3 separate regions of the Homo sapiens genome follow, and all the other regions are linked to region 2. A link is a contact called in ENCODE Hi-C data. All regions are on one chromosome and are shown on one strand. The core of a region is the stretch at or near the end of the contact, and the rest is flanking DNA. Distances in the headings are between cores, read along the strand shown.

Region 1 (3,405 bases), core at 564-3,063, 7.5 Mb before region 2:
GGGGCACTCAACTAGGACTCTCCCCACCGCACTTCCTTGCCACCTCTAGGCACACTCGAACACCAGAAGGGGCAGACCCAGAGTCAATGAGCCCCACAGTCCGGCAAACCTAGGATCTTTTTCAGTTGCACACACACACTCACAGACATCCCTGACACCCTTGAAAGGAAGCTTTGGGAGAAATGACCCCTACCTGGAGCGGCGGCTTAATTCCCACCAGGGTTTCCTCCCCGTCTCCCTGCTCTCTCCGCAGACGCCTGCCCCTAGGCTTCTTGCCCCTAGCCTTCCAGCTTTTGCTTGAAATGACCCCTTCACAGGTCAGAGGTTCAGAGACGGGGCGCGCCCCCGTCGCCTTAGCAGCTGGGGCTAGCACCTTCTTCCCAGCGACAGCAGCTCTCCCTGGTCTGCCTGCTCGCTGTACCTTGAATTGGCCCGAGTGGCCAAACCCGGTCCCACACACAGCCTAGCCATCCTCCGACCCCCCCAGGTCACTTCTCTTCTTAGATGGCTCAGATGGGGAAAGAGAGAGCGGAGATAAATGGCCTAGACCTAGCCCAAGAAGGTTCGAGCCTCCCTCTCTCCTCGGCGGCCAGGAGCCACGCAAGGAATGCATGCCGCAGCAAGTGCCGGAGGACGCGATTCTGCCGGCGTCCAGCAGTGCTCACGCCGACATTCCCCGGAGCTTCCCGAAGGTGTCCCGGGGTTGCGAATGAGGAGCTCTTGGAAAGAGGACGCCTGAACACGGTGTTGAGACTCAGAATATTCACTCCCAGGCTCAGTAGGTCAGAGAAGCCCCGACGGGCCAGAGGCCCCCGAATTTGTCTCCGGGCCGTGCCCCTCCTGGCGCCGAGCTCCCAGACAGCCCGGGACGCCCCTGTGCGCACTGGACGCGCGACGCGCAGCAGCCACTGGCTCGACCCGCGCCTTCCCAAGCACCCTCCGAAGGGGCGCAGCCTCTGCTTACCTTGGCTGCCGAGGGACTGCTGCGCCGGCTTCCGCATCCACTCGCACAGGTTCCGCCGCTGGCCGCCGGGAGACAGCTGCTCGGCGGCAGCGGTGGCGGCGGGCCCAGGAGGGCCGGGGTTGAGCGTTTGCAGCAGCCCAGAAGCGCAGGAAGGCGCGGCGGCCGGGTGGTGCGGGTGGTGATGCGGGTGGTGGTGCGGATGGTAGTCTGCGGGGCTGCTGTAGCCCATGGCTGCGGCCGGGGAGCCACCGTTGAGGCCGTGAGCCACGGCGTTGGCGGCGGCCGCGGCGCCTCCGGGCGCGTAGCCATTCCAGTCCTCCCGGAGTGGGGCGCCATACGCTGCCGGCCAGGATGGCCCCGGGGACTGCGCGCTGTCCAAGTTCGCTGCCGCTGCAGCTGCGGCCGCCACGTGGTAACCGCCGTAGTCCGGGTACTGCGGGGGGCTGACGAAGTTCTGCGGCGCCAGGTTGAGGCCGCCAGAGTGGCGCACGGAGCTAGGGTACATGCTCACGTCCTTGTCCAGGAGGTAGCTCACGTACATGGTGGCGAGGGTCCGGGAGCAGACCTCACCATGCTGCCTGGGGACCGACGCTGGAGGCTGCCGGGGGGCACGAAGGGAAAGGGGCGAGGGGACTCGAGGAGCGGCGGGTGGCTGCGCCCCAGCCCGCGGTGCTCCGCTGGCTCCTCGCGGCTCTTCTGCCTCCGAGGCGGTCCCTCCCTCTGGCCTGCCTCCTCCCTCCCTCCCTTTCTTCCTTCTTTCCTCCCACCTCCTTCCCACTAGGCTGCAGAGGCGGGGAAGACCCGCCACAGGCTGGCGTGCGGAGCCCCAGGCCGGCGGCCTTCCGTGATTAACGAGTGTTTACAAGACTCTATTAGTAATGACACAGACACCAATGGTTGGAGACGTCGAGGCGCAGCGCGCACTCTACGCACAACCCCTCGAAACATAATTTGCATTTTAAAAGATAAAGGGGAGGGAGGCTCGTGAGAGGGCAGCGACCTGACACAGCTAAATATTCAAACCTTTATTGTTAAGAGCTTCCTCCTTCCAACCTGGTGCACTTTAACCTCCAATCACAGGTTCAAAGAATGAAATCAAGAGACTTACAAAAGAGAGGGGAAGAGAAAAGGCTATCTTGGTAGGAATCTGAGCTTGGAGACAGGAGCAGTGGTTGTTTATGCATTTGCAGGGAAGAGGGCGGTCAAGAAACTCCTTCTGTCCCAAAGAGAAAAGAAAAGAGAACCATTGCTTTGATGAGAACGTTTCTGACCAACCTGGTAGGTGACAAGCAGAGAGCCCTAAGAGATGGGCCATTCCTTCCCGCCCTGTGCTCCTGGCCCGGACGACTGCAGCCCCAAACAACTGTCACCTCCAGTTATTTTCTTGCCCAAGGAAATTACTCGCCCTCCGCACAAGACAAATTATGATCCTAGATTCAGGCTGCATCTCTGACTTCATCTTACATTTGAAATTTGAGTTAAATTCAAGCGATTTATTGTTAAACGTTTACATTCAAGAATCAGAAGTTTTAAACTACAGAAGTAATGGGCATGTGGTAGAAGTTAGGCTAGTGGTTATTGGCGTGCATAACTGGAGGCGAGCTAGGGGATCGTTGGTAAAGCAGTTTCTTAGGCTGCTGGTTACACAGAATGTCAGTTTGTGAAAATTCATTGAGCTACACTTGTATGTTTATTATACTTAAATATAAGGAAAAGAGAATTTCTGCTAATGCTTACCTAGGTATTTATGTGTCTTACATCATACCTGTATCTTTAAAACTCTCTGTCCTTTACAAAGGGAAACGTTCTCCGAAGAAATTTATTTCTCATTTCCAGGAGATGATAAGGCAACTCAGGGCCATTATTAACGACTGCTAATGAAAAGCTCTGAGTTGAGAAAGGATCTCTCTTGGTTTGGGAAGCGCTGCGGCCAAGGGGCCTAGGGCTGGAAGTGGCCGTCTTGGGGACCGAAGCCGCGCAGCCCGGGATCGGGAGCTGCCCCGACAGGAGCGCGGAGGCGGCGAGATTCGGCCCCCGCGCGCGCCCAGCTCGGTTTCAGCAACCGCGTGGAGTGGGCCTGCGGCCGCCGTTCACCTCCTAATACAAGCCTTTGACAGCGCTGCCAGATTCGGGAATGAGGATCACTGCGGCGAGGCCCGGCGGGCTGGGCAGCCTGACTCGGCGGCTTTGAGCGCTCTCAGAACCCGCGGGCGCTCGCGGCACTCCTGGAGACCTGCACTTGTCTGTTCTCATTGTCAAGCGTTTCGCTCGGATATTTGTCACCATCGCCTTCATCCTGTCATTTCTAGGGTGCTCTCCAGTGTCCTTTATCTCCCTTGAGCCTCACATCCCCCTAGGATCTAGAACAAAATCTGGGAGGTGTTTTTATCCTCCCCATTTTACAGGTGACAACCAGCAACTTGCCTCTGCAGACACCTGAA
Region 2 (3,653 bases), core at 1,121-3,620:
TCAGATATTCAAGCGTTATTATATAAGCTGAATTCAAATTTCTTTGAATATATTTAAATAACATTTCAAGTATATTTATGGAATGTTAGAAATAGAACAAGCAATATTTGAAACAAAATGTAAACTTTTTAAAGTTCAGACACTTTCAAAGACAGATAAAAGTACCAGGAAGAAATCTACCTTTAAATGATATCTTTGTTAGTGGAAAATGTCTGGAAGTATCCAGAATGGCAATTTAAGTTCTGTTCACCAAATCACAAAACACCAACATCCACACTTTCAAAGACAATGTGAGATCACAATATTTGTTACAAATCAAAATATACATTACAGTTTCTTTCAGATGGCATATCCAAATCGTGTTTACTCACAGACAGATGCACCTAAATCACCAGGATTGCTATAATCCTTTGATAGTTAGGCAGAGTGTTCGTCTCGGTCTGGCGTTACAGCTGGGCTGTTTACGGAGTGTTACGGTGTACTTTTCAAGGGAGATAGGAAATCGTGTGGAAAGAAGTCTTCTAATACTAGTGGCTTTGGGTTTTTCTCCATCCGCTTCCCCTACTTTTTCTCCCCTTGTGGGGGTGGGTGAGATGATGTTTAAATATTGTATTATTATTCCTTTTTAAAGGAAGAGATTGTTTGCACTGCGGAGTGGAATATTAGGAATTGAACAGAAGTTTACACTTAATAAGGACTTTGAGAAGGGTAATAATTTCGGCTCTTGATTAAATCATCCTCTAAAGTTTTTCCAAACTTTTCGGGTTGGTCAGGATCTCTCTTGCCAGTCGCCACGTTTGTTTGGCAGCGTTTTCCAGAGCTGAGTGAGGTTTGCCTTGAAACAGATCTAAGTTCGGTAGAAAGTAGTGGGGACACCGCCGGCACTGCAGGCAGGAGATAAGTTGCAGCAAAATCCCGTTCAGCCGATCACCCAGGCAAGACTCGTCCCAGTCCGACTCTCGGGGATGCTTTTCACACTCGTAGGAAACCAGAGTCTTCATATGGTAATTGTTCAAGGGCTGGCCCGGCAGTTCAAGGTGACGATCCCTTAAGGTTTTGAGGATGGAGAGGCACTTCTTTCTGCAGCCCCCCATCTGCAGTCTGTTCTCTGCCTCCGCGAACTGCAGCACCCAGGCGTCGCTCTCCGCCGAGCTCTGCTTGCCGGCCAAGGAGTGGCACTCCTTGGACAAGAGATTGAAACCTTCCGCCTTGACCTCCGCCACCCGGTTGGGTCCCGGCCAGGGGATGTGGGGAAGTGGCCAGTGGGCAGCACTCCTCGGCCAGATCCCGGTGCATTTAAAGGCCGGCGTGATCTGCACCACGTACCTATCTCGGATTCTCAGTTTCACTTCGCTGGTGTCTGCCACCATCTTTACCACATCCCGGTAGCTACATTTGTCTACCGCTTGAGCCACCAGCGTCTGAAACCTGGACCGGATTTTGCGCGCCGAGAGGTAGCCGGAGGCGGTAATGAATTCCACCCAGAGGGACATGCTCCTCTTGCGCCCGTCGCTCAACTTCAGCACCGCGCAGCCGGGCAGTGAGCCATCGTCCACGAAGTTGAACACCCCCATTTGGTTGAGATAAAGCACCACTTCAAATTCGGTGGGGGAGATGACCTCGAGGCCCTCGTAGCGATTGTCCATCTCGTTGAGAGAGCTGATGAACCGCGGCTCCTGCACTTCCACTTCCTTCAGTACGTCGGAAACTACTTTGCAGACTTCCCGGATAGTTTTGGCAATGGCAGCTTTCCTGGCTTGGCATTTTTCGTTGTAGTATTTATTCAGATGGTAGACCAGCTTGGCCTGGGCCGCAATCATGTTGGGGCAGAGATCCGGATTGTACACCGGAGTCTCGCAGTAAGCTGTGGGATCCAATGCGGCTGCTAGAGCTGGAGCCAACTTCGGTGGAGAAACGGGCCGCAACACTCAGAAATGGATCAAAAATGCCTTTCGGAAGTGCTGCAGCGTTGGTTTCCCTGCTGCTGCTGCTGCTGCTGCTGCTGCTGCTGCTGCTGCTGCTGCTGCTGCTGCTGCTTTTCCCTTCCTTTTATCTTTGAGCCCAGCCGTTCTTAAAGTGAAAGACTGTCCTCCCCCCTCTGCTTGTCTCTCTTCCTCTTTTAAAGAATCCTTGTGTGAGAGAACCGCATGGAGAGATCACCTTCTCAGGAATAAAAAACAAAAGTTGCGCTGAGACCCAGCAAAGCTCTTCCAGTAGTCAAAATAAGCACCCCTTTCCGTATTTATTTGCGCTTTCCCGTAATCATTGTGTGTGCAGCACTGTTAATCAAATGGAGGAAAAGTGTGCTGAGTGTGTGTCCGGGGTGAGTGTGCGTGTGTATATGTCAGAAGAAGCTGCTGTTGGTTTGTCTAAGAGCCCAGATGCACTCGTGTGGAAATTATAAAGGCAGGGCCAGGCAGGCGGGCGGCCAATCGCCACTGGGCTCGTCACGACAGCCTCCTTCAGCTCCAACCCGGCTAATTAATCCCCACTCATGGATATAGGCACACAAACTAAAGGTAGGAGGCTGCTGCCGGCGGAAAACCACTCAGGCCACCTAGACAGTTTGGAAATCAAGAGGAATCTCTCAGCTTTGGTATTACTTGAAGCATATTGACGTTTTGAAAAGACTTGGCAAAGCGGCTCTCTTCTGTGCCGAAAACCTGCTTGTCTTTTACCGCTGAAATGCAAATACAGGTGTATTAATGGGCATCCATCAATTAGTGATCTTGACGGGGTTTTCTAAAACAAAATCACTAACTTGCATTTAGAGTAAGATAATTAACGTCTGTTAATCCTTGGGGTCTTCTTAAATGCAGGTTGAAAGTTTGTTCTTTCATGCAGACTACTGGCATATGGAAGTTGGCTTTAGATGGAGGAGTACCTGTGTAATTTTCTCATTCTGGATGTTCCTATATGTTAAAATGATTTTTTGAAACGTTATGGAGGTAGTATGCTCTTTTTTTACTTATGTTTTTTTCTTTTCTCCATTTGTTGAATCTGAAAATTATTGCTGAGTGTGTGAGATGTTCTACCCCTGTTTAAGTTAGGATATTTAAAAAATATTTCGTACATCCCTCTGCCCCAGCAGATGCAGTCTTTGCACTTTGGTGGACTTGCCCAGCATTACAAGCAGGACACAACGCTATATATGCACTTATAGAAACATTTGAAAAATAAATTGTCTGTGGGATGGACAGAGTACTTTAGCGTTATTTCATAGTGACCTGTATTTTAGTACATAAAATTCAGGTGAGATCATAGAGATCAAGCTTCCTCACAGATAACTATCCCGAAAAATTGAAGGTTTGGGGTATCTGGCTTGTTTACAGATGTATAATTAAGGATATATCTCCTGTCTTAAGTGTCCTTAAGTGGTGACCTGGCAGTAGACTTCTAATTTTATACTATTTCGTGTGATTTAATTAAGGGAAAATGGTTAACATTTGCAAAGAAAATTAACTTGCAGTTATCTGGGGGGTTTTTTGGATTTAAACATCATTTTGAAAACAAAAATGAAATAAATCATTTCATTTCTGAATTTTGGAACCTGGAAACAGGAGGAGGAATTTTTTTTTCTAGTTGGTGGTCCAGTTGTGTCCTCAAAGTACAGGAAACTAAAGAAATACTACTTAGTGGTTACGTTGTGGTTT
Region 3 (3,792 bases), core at 868-3,367, 7.6 Mb before region 2:
ACCAATTTACAGAAATGTGCAATTAGTTGAGAAGTGCAAAGTAAACACTCCGGGGGTGGCAGGCGAGGCAGGGAGCAGGGGAGGGAGAGTGGGGCGCAGACTGAGTCCAGAGTGGGTGTAGGGGTGCCCAGGGAGGAGGGGAAGGGGGAGGAAAAGGAGGGGGAGGGGAAAAGTGGCCGATCTTTGTCCTGAGCGGAGCTTGCCGTCCGCTCATAACCGCGTCGCCAAGTCAACCCTCGGCGACTCGGCAGATTATCTCCAAGGGTCAACACGCCGCGGCCAGGCAACCCCCTCCAGCCTGCCCTCCTGATCGATGTGGTCACTCGCGGCCAGGGTGATAGGGTAGAGTTCTCCGCGGCCGCAGACAATGGACTCATTGACGCGGGCGCACAGAGATTAGGTGCCCGGGCCCCACGGCCTTTCACTCTCTGCCCCCACCAAAACTGCAGGTGGCACTTTTCCCTGAAGAAATCACCGAAACTCTCCCCGCCCGCCGCCGTGCTTCCCTTGGCCTGTCTTCGGTGACAGCAAGGGCATCTACAAGCCAGGGAGCCACACATCAGAGCCACACACATGAGGCCACAGGCCAGGAAGCCACACACATGAGTTCTCACACATCGAAGCAAATGCTGAGACTATACCGGCCTCCCGCAAGAGAAGGAATCTGCAGAGAAGTCCACATTCCCGACTGGCTTTTTTGTCTTTTAATAAAAATAAAGAGTCCTCAGAATAGAGCACTCAATCCGCACTTAAAACACAAATATTTCCAGTAGGAAGAAAGAAATACATTAAGATTGACTCTCAAAGGTCTGGATGTTGGTGCGTTGTTTAGGAAAGGCGGAGCAGTGATTTTTCTCTGGCTTGGTTCTTTGTGGTTCAAGCTCTCTCTTGCTGAGACGTTTCTGCAAAGCTGTCTAGTTTTTCTAAAACCCACGGTGGCGTTTCGAGAAACGTCCTCATTTCGGGAGTATCCAGTCAGAGGCTGGTCAGGCCGCCAGGCCTAGCGGATCATGCCCAGGCAGGGGGTTGGACGTCACCGCCACCCGGAGGTCATCCATCCGCGTCAGTGGGTGCAGAAAAAGTGGCCCTGTTTAAGTCAGGACCCCAGAATGCCCAGAAGTTACTGAATGGTTTGAAGCCAAGCACAGATGTTATCATGGAAAATGCAGCGTTTTTATTTCTTTTTCTAAATATGTAACTCTTCCTCCACTTCCCCCTCTCCTGCTTGCCTTATTTCAATTGCAAGCAGAAGAGAGTGAGTGTTCTCTGCCGGCAAACTCCGCCAGGGTCCCGGCCCGTAGAGAGTCGTCAAGGGTCTGGAACCCCCGTGCCAACACCTGCCCCTGCTTCGCAGCCCCAAGAGGAAGGCCGCGTCTTTCCCCCTCGCTGTATTGGGAAGCTACGTTCCGGGCTGGCCAAATGGGCCCCAATTTTCCAAAACCCAAATTTGTAATACCCTTCAATTTTTTAAAAAAAAGAATTTAAAAAAGTCTCTGTGAATGCTTCAGAAGTTACCGTTTACACCCCAGAAGTACTTGCAGCACATCCACAAGTAAAAACACACAACGAATGCCAGAGTTTCGTGTGTTTTTTAACCGACATCTTTGTGGCTGTGAACAAACTTCATAAATAAAATAGAATCAAATGCTTCTGACCTAGAGAGCTGGGTCTGCAAACTTTTTTTTTATCGTATTCCGCAACAGTTAAATAAAAAATTAAAAACTCAACATGTCTCCTTGTAAACTACATCAATTAACAAACACACTATGTCCATTATCAAATATAATAGAAAAAATATAGGAAAATAGAAAATAGAAAAATATAGGAAAATAGAAACTTTTAAGCCACGGTGAAAATGTTTCTATAAATGAGTGGTTCTAATGTTTTCGTGAGCGCCCATTTTGGGGAGCACCGCCAGCTGCCCGTTCAGGAGTGTGCAGCAAACTCAGCTGAGAGAGAAAATTGGAACAAAAGCAGGTGCTCGCGGGTACCTGGGCCTAGCCTCTTAGTGCGGCCAGCCAGGCCAATCACGGCCCCCGGCTGAACCACGTGGGGCCCCGCGGAGCCTATGGTGCGGCGGCCGGCCCGCCGGTCCGCGCTGGCTGTGGGTTCCCTCTGAGATCAGTGCGGAGCTGTCAAAGCGAGCAGGGGTGGCGCCGGGAGTGGGAACGCCACACAGTGCCAAATCCCCGGCTCCAGCTCCCGACTCCCGGCTCCCGGCTCCCGGCTCCCGGTGCCCAATCCCGGGCCGCAGCCATGAACGGCGAGGAGCAGTACTACGCGGCCACGCAGCTTTACAAGGACCCATGCGCGTTCCAGCGAGGCCCGGCGCCGGAGTTCAGCGCCAGCCCCCCTGCGTGCCTGTACATGGGCCGCCAGCCCCCGCCGCCGCCGCCGCACCCGTTCCCTGGCGCCCTGGGCGCGCTGGAGCAGGGCAGCCCCCCGGACATCTCCCCGTACGAGGTGCCCCCCCTCGCCGACGACCCCGCGGTGGCGCACCTTCACCACCACCTCCCGGCTCAGCTCGCGCTCCCCCACCCGCCCGCCGGGCCCTTCCCGGAGGGAGCCGAGCCGGGCGTCCTGGAGGAGCCCAACCGCGTCCAGCTGCCTTTCCCATGGATGAAGTCTACCAAAGCTCACGCGTGGAAAGGCCAGTGGGCAGGTAAGCCTGGCTCCCCACCCCTTTCTCCTTTCCGGTTCTCACCCGGCCGCCTTACCTCCAAGCGCTCCCAGGAGCCTTCTCTCTGTTCCCGGCGCCTTGGATTATCCCGGGTCGGACTAAACTACATCAGGGAGCTACCGAGCCCATCCCTCACAGCAGTGCTTCTCTAGTCCAGTTTGAAGCATCTTTCCCACCCAGCTCTCCTGGGAGTGTACACTCCTTCCTTCCCTGTTCGCTGAGCCCATCTTCGCCCCAGGAGCCCGCGCTCCCAGCGCCATCCTTAGAGAGCCGAGGCTGAGTCCTGCTCAGGGCTTCGGACACTACAGATCCTCCTCCAGCAGGGGATCCGGGAACCCAGGACTCCTTGGTAGTGCACATCGAGGAAGCCGAGTAGGGACATGGGTGCCTCGGACCCAGGCCCCAGATCGCCTTCGGAGCCCCGGAGCCCCTCACTTCCCGCGCTTCGTTAAGGAAGGGCAGGCATCTAGGGGCGCCAGGTAGGTGCAGAAAGGCAGGGAGGGAAAGGAAACTGCACCCAACCCAGCAGTGTCCGGCTGCCCTGGTTGTGGAAACAGGATAGGAGTAAAGAGGAAGGGGCTGGGGCAAGGCGGGGGCTCACCGCGAGGCTGAAAGCCGGCCTCTCAACGTCAGAGCCTGGCAGCTAGGAGAGCAATCTGAGAAGCGAATTCGTTTTTCACCAACCGAAAGCAATTGAAGCTGTCTCCCCGCACCGCTTCCCAGGAAGTAATTTTTCAGGAGATGGGCGCTCCCTGCCTAGCTGGTGGGGAGGCGAGAGGCCTGGTTCCTGCGGCCCTCCGCGCCGGCAGAGAACAGAAGGTCTTTCCCGGAGCCGGGAGCCGGAGGCACGGGGTAGCCCCCGGGTCCTTTGCGGCCCCGCGCGAGCGGCAAGTTCCGGCGCGGCCTGTGTCGTCGCCGCTACTCACTGTCATCGCTGCCGTGCCTCAGCCACTTCTGGTCACACCTGCACCGCAAATAGTTGCCTTTTCCTTTCAACTGGCAGCCGGGAGTAGGGGGAAGCAGCTCGAGCCGGCGTCCCCCGGCCCACCCCGAAAATCCTCAGCGCCCATCTGCGGGGTCTGGCCAGCCCTGCCTGACACTGACCCCAGGCG

The links. A loop is a pair of places that touch in the nucleus more often than their neighbours do. Pooled maps may share reads with other maps.
Region 1: a pooled map shows a loop between it and region 2 (13-fold over the local background). The contact joins the promoter of CDX2 here to the promoter of MAB21L1 in region 2. A Hi-C loop is called at or near these places in 3 of 50 pooled maps.
Region 3: a pooled map shows a loop between it and region 2 (21-fold over the local background). The contact joins the promoter of PDX1 here to the promoter of MAB21L1 in region 2. A Hi-C loop is called at or near these places in 5 of 50 pooled maps.

What each region holds. Positions count from the first base shown.
Region 1 is chr13:27,967,502-27,970,906 of GRCh38, forward strand. CDX2 (caudal type homeobox 2) reads right to left here and starts at 1,814. Exons shown (of 3, transcript NM_001265.6): 1 at 965-1,814. The coding sequence starts at 1,505. RefSeq lists an enhancer at 1,049-1,740.
Region 2 is chr13:35,474,319-35,477,971 of GRCh38, forward strand. It overlaps MAB21L1 (mab-21 like 1), which reads right to left and starts at 2,371. Exons shown (of 1, transcript NM_005584.5): 1 at 1-2,371. The coding sequence starts at 1,820. The coding sequence ends at 741. The region is part of intron 41 of NBEA (neurobeachin); the gene reads left to right. RefSeq lists an enhancer at 947-1,943.
Region 3 is chr13:27,917,883-27,921,674 of GRCh38, forward strand. It overlaps PDX1 (pancreatic and duodenal homeobox 1), which reads left to right and starts at 2,118. Exons shown (of 2, transcript NM_000209.4): 1 at 2,118-2,662. The coding sequence starts at 2,257.